Regions from separate parts of the Homo sapiens genome. Here regions 1 and 3 are each linked to region 2. The links are chromatin contacts, found by Hi-C or POLR2A ChIA-PET in ENCODE. All regions are on one chromosome and are shown on one strand. Each heading gives the region's core, a stretch centred on a gene start or an enhancer-like site at or near the end of the contact. The rest is flanking DNA. Distances are from core to core; before and after follow the strand shown. Region 1 holds the start of SLC68A1 (solute carrier family 68 member 1). Region 2 holds the start of FBXL15 (F-box and leucine rich repeat protein 15). Region 3 overlaps ACTR1A (actin related protein 1A).

Region 1 (2,754 bases), core at 184-2,683, 41 kb before region 2:
TGCACAGCACTGTGCTAAGAGACACAGAAACAATCTGGGAAGAGAGCTCAGAGCAGCGCGGGAGAAAGGGGCCACATCAGGAAGGGTTTTGTAAACCTTGTGCAAGATTCTATGCTGAGGACAACAGGTGGGGCGCTGGGGGTGGGGAAGTGACAGATCTGTTTGGAAGAAGCCCTCTAGCAGGTGTCAAAACTCTTCCCCTTCACCCTACCAGGCCCCTGGTAGGTAAAGACTAGAAAGGGATGGAAGCAGCAACATCTCCCTGATTTCTGAACCAACCTATGGTGGGTGGGGGAGGTTGATGAATTTAGTGGCGGAAACCAAGAATGCCGAACTGGGCCCCTGGAGTGAGAGGTATCAGACTGTACAAGAGACATTAGTGCAGAGGTAAAAGCTAAGAAGAGGCATAATTTGGAGTCAGGAGCCCTGGGTCAGGTGTGAACATTATCTTTAACTTACTATCTGAGTCTATTCCTACATCTGTGAAGCAGAGAAAACAATTCCATTCTCTGCCTATCCTCAGGAATACCAAATGAACAAATGAACATGAAAGGTATAATATGTGCCCTTTTCTCAACAGGCAGCTGACCCCTGAATTGTCTGCTGTGTTTCCTGTTTCACTCTCGGGGTCTTGTCTTCCTGCCCAGTCTCCCCACAGCAGGGTCTAGCACCAGGGTTGGGGGGTGGGGGCCCATCCTCCTCCTCCGGCTGGAAATGAGCTTTCAACTTGTTGAGATGGGGACCTTCTCCCTCTCCCTCCCCCACAGGTCCCAGAAGAGGCGACAGCTTCACCTCAGGACCACCCACCCCTCCCAAGCCACTGAGGAGTTTGGGATCAGCCCAGGAGCTCTTCACTCAATAGCTGGTGCTGAAACACGTGTAGGGCTGCTCCCCACCGCCTGCACGTTAAAATCACCTGAGGAGCTGTGCAATAATACCGAGGCCCAGGCCTCACCCAGAACAGTTAAATCGGAATCTCTTCGGGCGGGCCCAGCATCGGTGTTTTTCAAAGCTCCCCAAGTGCCACCAGGGTTAAATGCCTTTATGCTAATGGCACGGATCCCGACCTGACCAGTGCATCCCTCGATCCCAGACCACCAGGGAGCTATTTGACCCACTGCATCCCTTTCCTCCAGACCCCCGGAGAGCCTTTCTGCGAGGATTCCACCCTTGCCCCCTTGAACCCCGCTTCTTCCGCCCGGACCACACAACTCTCCCAATCCACAATATGATCACCCCAAAGACCCCCGCAGATAGCCCCCATGACTCCCAGAGCGCAAAGCATTCCCCTCCCCCTCGGGTCTGTCGTTTGTGCCAGATCGGCCCCAGCCCAGCCCGCTCCTGCCCGCGAGCCCCGGCCGCTGGCCAGCGTCTCACCGCAATCGTAGCCGGCGAAGCCTAATCCCACGGCTGGCGGGAGCCAGGTGCGAGCCAATGCGCCTGCGCGCACTTCTAGGGCTTCCCCAGCCTCTCCCTCCGCCCCCGCCCAGCGATTGGCTCCGCGCGGCCCCCGGGCGCAGCTCCGGCAGGTGACTGCGCCTGAGGCTGCCGCCGCCATGTTTGTCACGGGCGCTTGCCCTTAGCGACCAAAATTAAAAGCGGACACTGGCAAATAGGGTCAGGTTGCCTGGATTCCTGACCGGCTCAACCCCTCTCCTTTACCTCCACGATAGCTTAATGTCATTTCAGTTGAAACCAACACGTTTTTTCTAAGCGCTCACCTTCCTTCCCTCCTTGCCTAGTACTCGTTGGGAGAACAAAGAGAGGTCAGCATCCTCCATTGAGTCTTGTGGTCTGAGCGGATGCACAGCTGCAGCCGACTTGGAGGTGTCAGCGGCTCGATCTGGGACTCCCTGATGCTGCATCATGAGCCCTTCAAGGGTGGACAGGTCCAGGTTGAGCTGTGGGCACCAGGGCTCTAGCCACAGGAGCCAGGGCTGAAGGTGGGAAACAGCCACCAGGGCCTGAATGAGCAACCATGCAGCACAACCTCTTTGTATTAATAACGGCAATAATAAAACCTAAGGAGTACTGAGTGCTTGCTATGTGCACCGTACTACATTCAGAACAACACGTGCATTCTCTTGTTGAGTCCTCACATCATTCCTAGGAGGTAGGCGCTTTTATCCACATTTTATATGTGAAGAAACTGCATTTCAGAGAGATTCAATGACACGCAAACAGCAAGGGCCCAGTCGAGGTGGAACCCGCTATCCTGACTCCCATAACAAGAGTCTTTCCTCTTCCCACACCTGCACAATCCCTCAAAATCAAGTTTTGTTTGGCTCAATGTAGGCTGTGGAGGATGTTTTATGTTTTCTCCCAATTGGCCTGTAAGCCTGGATAGGTTTTTGGGCAAGCAAACAGCACACATTCCAGCTCTGCCTGGTTCCCCTACCTTGGGACACAGGGCAAAAAGCCTGTGGCCTTTGCCTTATGGGGGACTTGGAACTCAACCCCTAGCTCCAACACTTCTTTGCTAAGGGACTTCTTTATTATTATTTTTTGAAACAGGGTCTTGCTCTGTTGCTCAGGCTAGAGTGCAGTGGTGGCATGATCTCAGCTCACTGTAACCTCCACCTCCCTGGCTCAGATGATCCTCTCACCTTAGCCTCCCAAGTTGCTGGGACCACCACCTCACTCCACCATGCCTGGCTAATTTCTAGAATTATTTGTAGAGATGGAGTCTCACTATGTTACCCAGGCTGGTCTTGAACTCCTGGGCTCAAGGGACCCTCCCGCTTCAGCCTCCCA
Region 2 (2,700 bases), core at 169-2,668:
TCAAGGTGGTGGAGTTCTGGGCAGTTCCGAGCCAACTCTTGAACCGCGGCGTCCCCCACGTTGGCGTTGACGGCCAGAGAGAGGCTGCGGAGACCAGCGCCGCGCCTCTGCGCCAGGTACACGATGGCCTCGTCCTTGAGCTGGCGGCAGGCGGTGAGATCCAGCTCCTCCAGGGCCGGGCAGCGATCAGCGAGGCCGCGCAGCGCCAGCCCGTCCACCCAGTCACAGTGCGCGAGCGACAGGCGCTGCAGGCGTGGGCAGCCCTCGGCCAAAGCCCCAAGCGCCCGGCGACTCAGTTGCCCGCAGCCGCCCAACGCCACACTCCGCAGCTGCGGATTCCGCGCCAGCACCGGCACCAGGTCCTCGTCTGACAGCCATTCGTGACACGGCGCCAGTGCCAGCTCCTGCAGCCCCTCGGCATCCCGCAGCAGCCGGGCCAATGCGGCCCGCGGGATCTGCGGACCCACCTGCGGGCGGGGAGGCACCCCAACTCTCAGCCCGTCCCGCACTCCTCAGCCGCCTATGCACCCCTGACCTGAGTTCTTTTCTGGCAGCCTCCTGCTCTCCCAGGAGAGACCCCACTTTCCCTCTGAGTCGCTACCGAGTATTTGCCCTTTGGTGCGTGGATCCCTTCCGGGCAGCCCCGGCGGCCCAAGGGGGTCCAGAAGGGCATACTGCGGGGCTGGGGGCTGGGCTAGAGGCGGGGCGGTACCCAGGCAGGGGCGGGGCTTCAGCCCCCGGCTCACCTGCGCGGCATCGAAGCGACGCAGCCCGGCCAGGTGAAGCTGCACCAGCGACCGGAAGGCCCGGCTAACGCGCTGCAGCCGGAGCAGCTGGCGCAGCGGGACCCGGTTCAGGACGTGTGGGAGCAGCACGTCTTCCCAGGGCAGGTCCAGGAACCTGCGAGTAAAGGGGCGTTGGCACTGGCGTCCCGGGGCCACTATTACCTGCGAGTCCGCCTCCGTTATGTTCCTGCGCCCCAGCTCCCAAGAGCGGCCCCCAGACCCAGCCCCGGCTCGGCTCCCCTCCCTCAGGTTCCTCTTCCCTCTCGGCCCCTCCGGTGCTCGGTACCTGACGGCTCCGGGCTCTTGCTCCCCTCCGGACGGCTCCATCGGTGGCTCCATCGGCTGTCTATTGCGCGTGCGCAGTAAGATTTTCTCGCTTTGGCCTTGGAGTGGCCGCACCAAACCCGCCTCCTTGGCCTGTAGAGACAGACCTATTTAATCGAGTGCCGTCTCACCGAGGATCCGATCTGAAAGCTTTTCGGGTGGACCCCGAAACGGAGGCGGAACAGACCGGTGGTGTAACATTAGGCCTCGCCTTCTCGGCTACAGGGCTTGAGGCCTGAAGCTGGAGAATGCGGTGGGCATCAGAGACTGGCTTCTGTCGTCCTCTTGAGCCAGTAGCCGCCTCTGAGCGAAGTGGTGGTGGGAGGAGCAGGCAAGGCCAAACGCGGAGGGGGCGGAGCCAGGACTCTTAGGTTACCGGCCTCTCCTCTGCCCTCTGGTCGCGTTTAGCGACTTTGAAAAACGGGGAGAAACTATCCAGGCTCTTACTGTCTGCCACGTAGCAGGTGTTCAATAAGTAATTGTTGAAATAATGAATGAATTGGCGAGGCTATAATGTTTCCCTCATCAAGTAAACCTGCTCAAACCTCCCATTCCTGATTAATTATGAAGAGCTATCCAGCCTCTTCCACTTCGTAACAGTTTGGGCCGCGTTTCCGCCGGGGGAGAGAGATGTAGGGGGCGCGAAGAAAGACTATATTTCCAACTGGGTCCCTTTCATTTCCTCCAAAGGTCCAGAGTCCTAAGAAGAATGAGAGCTCAGCTCAGCCCGCCAGTGGTAGTGCTTCTCGGCTGGCCTTGGGTTTAGTTGTAGGGTCTGGGGCTGGGTCCGCCCTGGGACAATGACGCCCCAGACCTCTGGACTCAGCTTCAGGGCTGCCTCTCACCGCGTCCCCAGGTCCCAGTCCCAGGATCCGCTTCGGGGAACCCCAGGAGTAGTGCCTTCCCCCATCATCCACGGGATGGGTGTGGGGGGATGTGAAGGACGCGAGAGCCACTGCACCGCTGACGGTCTGGCGCTCCGGTGCAACCGCTTCAGCTGGCTCATCACAACGAAAACCACTTCTCATCTGTTATCTCGTCAAGGCTTCGGGCACCTCTGAAAGGTGGGCAGGTCTATGCTATCAGTCCATTTTAAAGATGGGGAAACCGAGGCCCTGGAGAGGAAGCCCCTTGTCCAGAATCAAGCCAGACGGGAATAGAGAACCCAGACATCTGGTTTTCCCAGAATTCCTTCCACGTTTCCCCACCCCGCAAGGCAGCGAGAAGGGAGAAGCTAGCAGCGGGGAGAGACAAGAAAGGGGTCAAGTTAGGTGAGGGCTTGCTATCTCTTCTTCCTCAGCCTGCTTAGGGAGGGGGTAGCTGGGAGGACAGACCCCTGCAAAGATAGAGCCACGTGAGCGCGCACCACCTCCGGCCGCGCGCCTCGTCCCCCTCCCCTCTTTGTTCGCGCCTCTGCGCCTGCGCAGTGCGACAAATCTGGCGCTGTCCCCTTCAGCACCACGCGGAGTCCGCGCCGCCCCTCCCCGCGGTGAGCCCCGCGCGCCCCCGCCTCGCACGTCCTCGCGCCCCCTGACTGCCCGAACAGACCCCTTCTTCCTTCCGAGGTCACCATCTGCCCGCCCTGGCCCTC
Region 3 (2,749 bases), core at 240-2,739, 58 kb before region 2:
CTCCCTCCTCAGGTGGCCTCTGGCTGGCTGTGGGGGACTCCGTTTACTACCACAGGGAGACAGAGGGAGGTAAGCCATCCCCCGGGAGACCTTGCTGCTGACCATCCTAGGCTGGGCTGGCCCCACCCTCACCCCCACCCCCAGGGTGCCCTGAGGCCCCAGGCAGCTGCTGCCTCCACTATCGATGCCTCCTGACTGCACACTGAGGACTGGGACTGGGGTTGAGTTCTGTCTGGTTTTGTTGCCATTTTGGTTTGGGAGGCTGGAAAAGCACCCCAAGAGCTATTACAGAGACTGGAGTCAGGAGAGAGCAGGAGGCCCTCATGTTCACCAGGGAACAGGACCACACCGGCCACTGGAGGAGGGCAGGAGCAGTCCTCACTCTGAATGGCTGCAGAGTTAATGTTCCCAGCCCAGTCCCCTTTCGGGGGCCTTGGGAGAGTTTAAGGCACCTGCTGGTTCCAGGACCTCGCTTTCCATCTGTTCTTGTTGCAATGCCATCTTCAAACCGTTTTATTTATTGAAGTGTTTGTTCAGTTAGGGGCTGGAGAGAGGGAGCTTGCTGCCTCCTGCCTTGCTACACTAATGTTTACAGCACCTAAGCTTAGCCTCCAGGGCCCCACCTCTCCCAGCTGATGGTGAGCTGACAGTGTCCACAGGTTCCAGGACCATTTGAGATTGGAAGCTACACTCAAAGACACTCCCACCAGGCTCTTTCTCCCTTTTCCTCTTGCTCACTGCCCTGGAATCAACAGGCTGGTTGCTGGTTAGATTTTCTGAAACAGGAGGTAAAATTTTTCTTTGGCAGAGGCCCCTAAGCAAGGGAGGGGTGTTGGAGAGCCAGTGCCCTTAAGACTGGAGAAAGCTGCAATTTACCAAGTTGCCTTTTGCCACTGTAGCTGACCAGGGGACTAGGTTGTAGAGGTGGGAAGGCCCCCTCTGGGCTGATCTTGTGCCATTCTTGACCTTGGACCTGCTTGGTTAAGGAGGGAGTGGGCCAGACCAGAGTGCCAGGAGCTAATGGAGCCAGGCCTGACTCCTAGGAGTGGTCCAAAGGCCTTCAGCCTAGATGGTGCAAAGCTGGGGCCAGCCTGTCTTCACCGGCACCCTCACCTGTGACACCAAGACCCACCCCAATCCCAGACTTCACACAGTATTCTCCCCCACGCCGTCCTATGACCAAAGGCCCCTGCCAGGTGTGGGCCACAGCAGCAGGTATGTGTGAAAGCAACGTAGCGCCCCGCGGACTGCAGTGCGCTTAACCAACTCACCTCCCTTCTCTTAGCCCAAGCCTGTCCCTCGCACAGCCTCGCACAAACCACATTGCCTGGTGGGGCCCAGTGTACTGAAATAAAGTCGTTCCGATAGACACGTCAGCTGGGCCTCTATCTGTCTGTCACCAGGGCCAAGTGGAAAGAGGAAGAGCAGCAGGCACTGAATCTGAGGTGGTGACTGGGCCTGATCCATCCTCTAGAGGGCATCATTGCACCAGCCAGCCTTGTCCAGAGCATAGCCCAAGTCCCAGCCTGTCAGGTGGATGCAGAGAAAAGGGTGATCACACCACAGCCTAAGTTCAAGAACAGAAGGTCCCACTCCTGTGTACACTGTAGCCCATGGGTGAGACTCAACTCCAGATGACAGGAGCAGCTCTCAACATCCCTGAAATCAAAGATTCTCAAAACTGTCAAGTGAATAAGAAGGCCAGGAGCTTGGCCGGGCACGGTGGCTCACGCCACACCTGTAATCCCAGCACTTTGGGAGGCCAAGGCAAGTGCATCATAAGGTCAGGAGTTCAAGACCAGCCTGGCCAAGATGGTGAGATCCCGTCTCTACTAAAAACTACAAAAATTAGCCGGGCGTGGTGGCAGGCGCCTGTAATCCCAGCTACTCAGGAGGCTGACGCAGGAGAATCGCTTGAACCCGGGCAGTAGAGGTTGCAGTGAGCTGAGATCGCACCAGCCTGGGCGACAGAGTAAGACTCTGTCTCAAAAAAAAAAAAAAAAAAAAGAAGAAGGCCAGGAGCTTATTACAGTGCAGTTTCCAGGGCCCATACTCAGATATCCTGATTAATCACTTCTCCGTTTAAAACCTGCACTTGGGAGGAAAATTGCCAGGTCTTTGCCAAATGGTAACTATTTAATCTTCCCAATAACCTTACAAAATATACGTGCTTTTGTTGTCCATTTTACAGATAAGGATTTGGAGCCACAGAAAGATTAAGCAATTTTCCAAAGTTCTGCCTTTTTTTTTTTTTTTTTTTTTTTTTGAGATCATGTCTCACTTTGTCACCAGGCTAGAGTACAGAGGCACAATCTCAATCTCCGCTCACTGCAACCTCTGCCTCCTGGGTTCAAGCAATTCTCCTGCCTCAGCCTCCCAAGTATCTGGGATTACAGGTGCCTGCCACTGTGCCCAGCTAATTTTCATATTTTTAATAAAGATGGGGTTTGACCATGTTGGCCAAGCTAGTCTCGAACTTCTGACCTCAGGTGATCTGCCTGCCTCGGCCTCCCAAAGTGCTGGGATTACAGGTGTGAGCCACCGTGCCCAGCGCTGGCCTTTCTTAATCCCGAATGTAAACCCAGGCCATAGAACCTACAGCCTACATTTTTAATCACCATGCAGCCTGTAAAAAACCATTGGCCTAGAGCAGTGGTTCCCAATTGGAACCAATTTTGCCTCCCAGGACACATCTGGCAATGCCTGGAGATGTATTTGTTTGTCGCAACTGGTGTGTGTGTGGGGTGGG

Evidence for each region. Hi-C counts contacts between places; a loop is a spot of excess contacts on that map. ChIA-PET counts read pairs that join two places held with the same protein, here RNA polymerase II (POLR2A). Pooled maps may share reads with other maps.
Region 1: a loop to region 2 is called in a map of CD8-positive, alpha-beta T cell, with 15 times the contacts of the local background. The contact joins the promoter of SLC68A1 here to the promoter of FBXL15 in region 2. A Hi-C loop is called at or near these places in 43 of 168 maps with a recorded cell type or tissue (B cell, CD14-positive monocyte, CD4-positive, alpha-beta T cell and 30 more), 35 of 37 single-sample maps with no recorded cell type and 42 of 50 pooled maps. POLR2A ChIA-PET finds 5 or more read pairs at or near these places in 41 of 52 experiments (A549, A673, AG04450 and 33 more).
Region 3: a map of B cell shows a loop between it and region 2 (9-fold over the local background). The contact joins the enhancer-like site here to the promoter of FBXL15 in region 2. A Hi-C loop is called at or near these places in 28 of 168 maps with a recorded cell type or tissue (B cell, CD14-positive monocyte, CD4-positive, alpha-beta T cell and 21 more), 29 of 37 single-sample maps with no recorded cell type and 42 of 50 pooled maps. POLR2A ChIA-PET finds 5 or more read pairs at or near these places in 23 of 52 experiments (A549, A673, AG04450 and 19 more).

The regions. Positions count from the first base shown.
Region 1 is chr10:102,460,074-102,462,827 of GRCh38, reverse strand. It overlaps SLC68A1 (solute carrier family 68 member 1), which reads right to left and starts at 1,433. Exons shown (of 10, transcript NM_024789.4): 1 at 1,378-1,433. LOC124902493 (a long non-coding RNA gene) reads left to right here. Exons shown (of 3, transcript XR_007062270.1): 3 at 768-2,035. RefSeq lists enhancers at 351-1,033, 1,034-1,717, 1,845-1,914 and a silencer at 1,355-1,574.
Region 2 is chr10:102,419,554-102,422,253 of GRCh38, reverse strand. FBXL15 (F-box and leucine rich repeat protein 15) reads right to left here and starts at 1,418. Exons shown (of 4, transcript NM_024326.4): 1 at 1,072-1,418; 2 at 747-900; 3 at 1-467. The coding sequence starts at 1,124. It also overlaps a transcript of PSD not described here. RefSeq lists enhancers at 1-120, 1,031-1,500 and a silencer at 621-790.
Region 3 is chr10:102,477,856-102,480,604 of GRCh38, reverse strand. ACTR1A (actin related protein 1A) reads left to right here. Exons shown (of 11, transcript NM_005736.4): 11 at 1-1,376. Among named protein-coding and RNA genes, the nearest start is that of SLC68A1, 18 kb to the right of the region's middle. Within about 2 kb of position 1,489, at least 9 of the 41 ENCODE cell types and tissues checked have a DNase peak (open chromatin) inside an H3K27ac peak, as active enhancers do; they include B cell, gastrocnemius medialis, heart right ventricle and 2 more, where a contact is called at or near this core.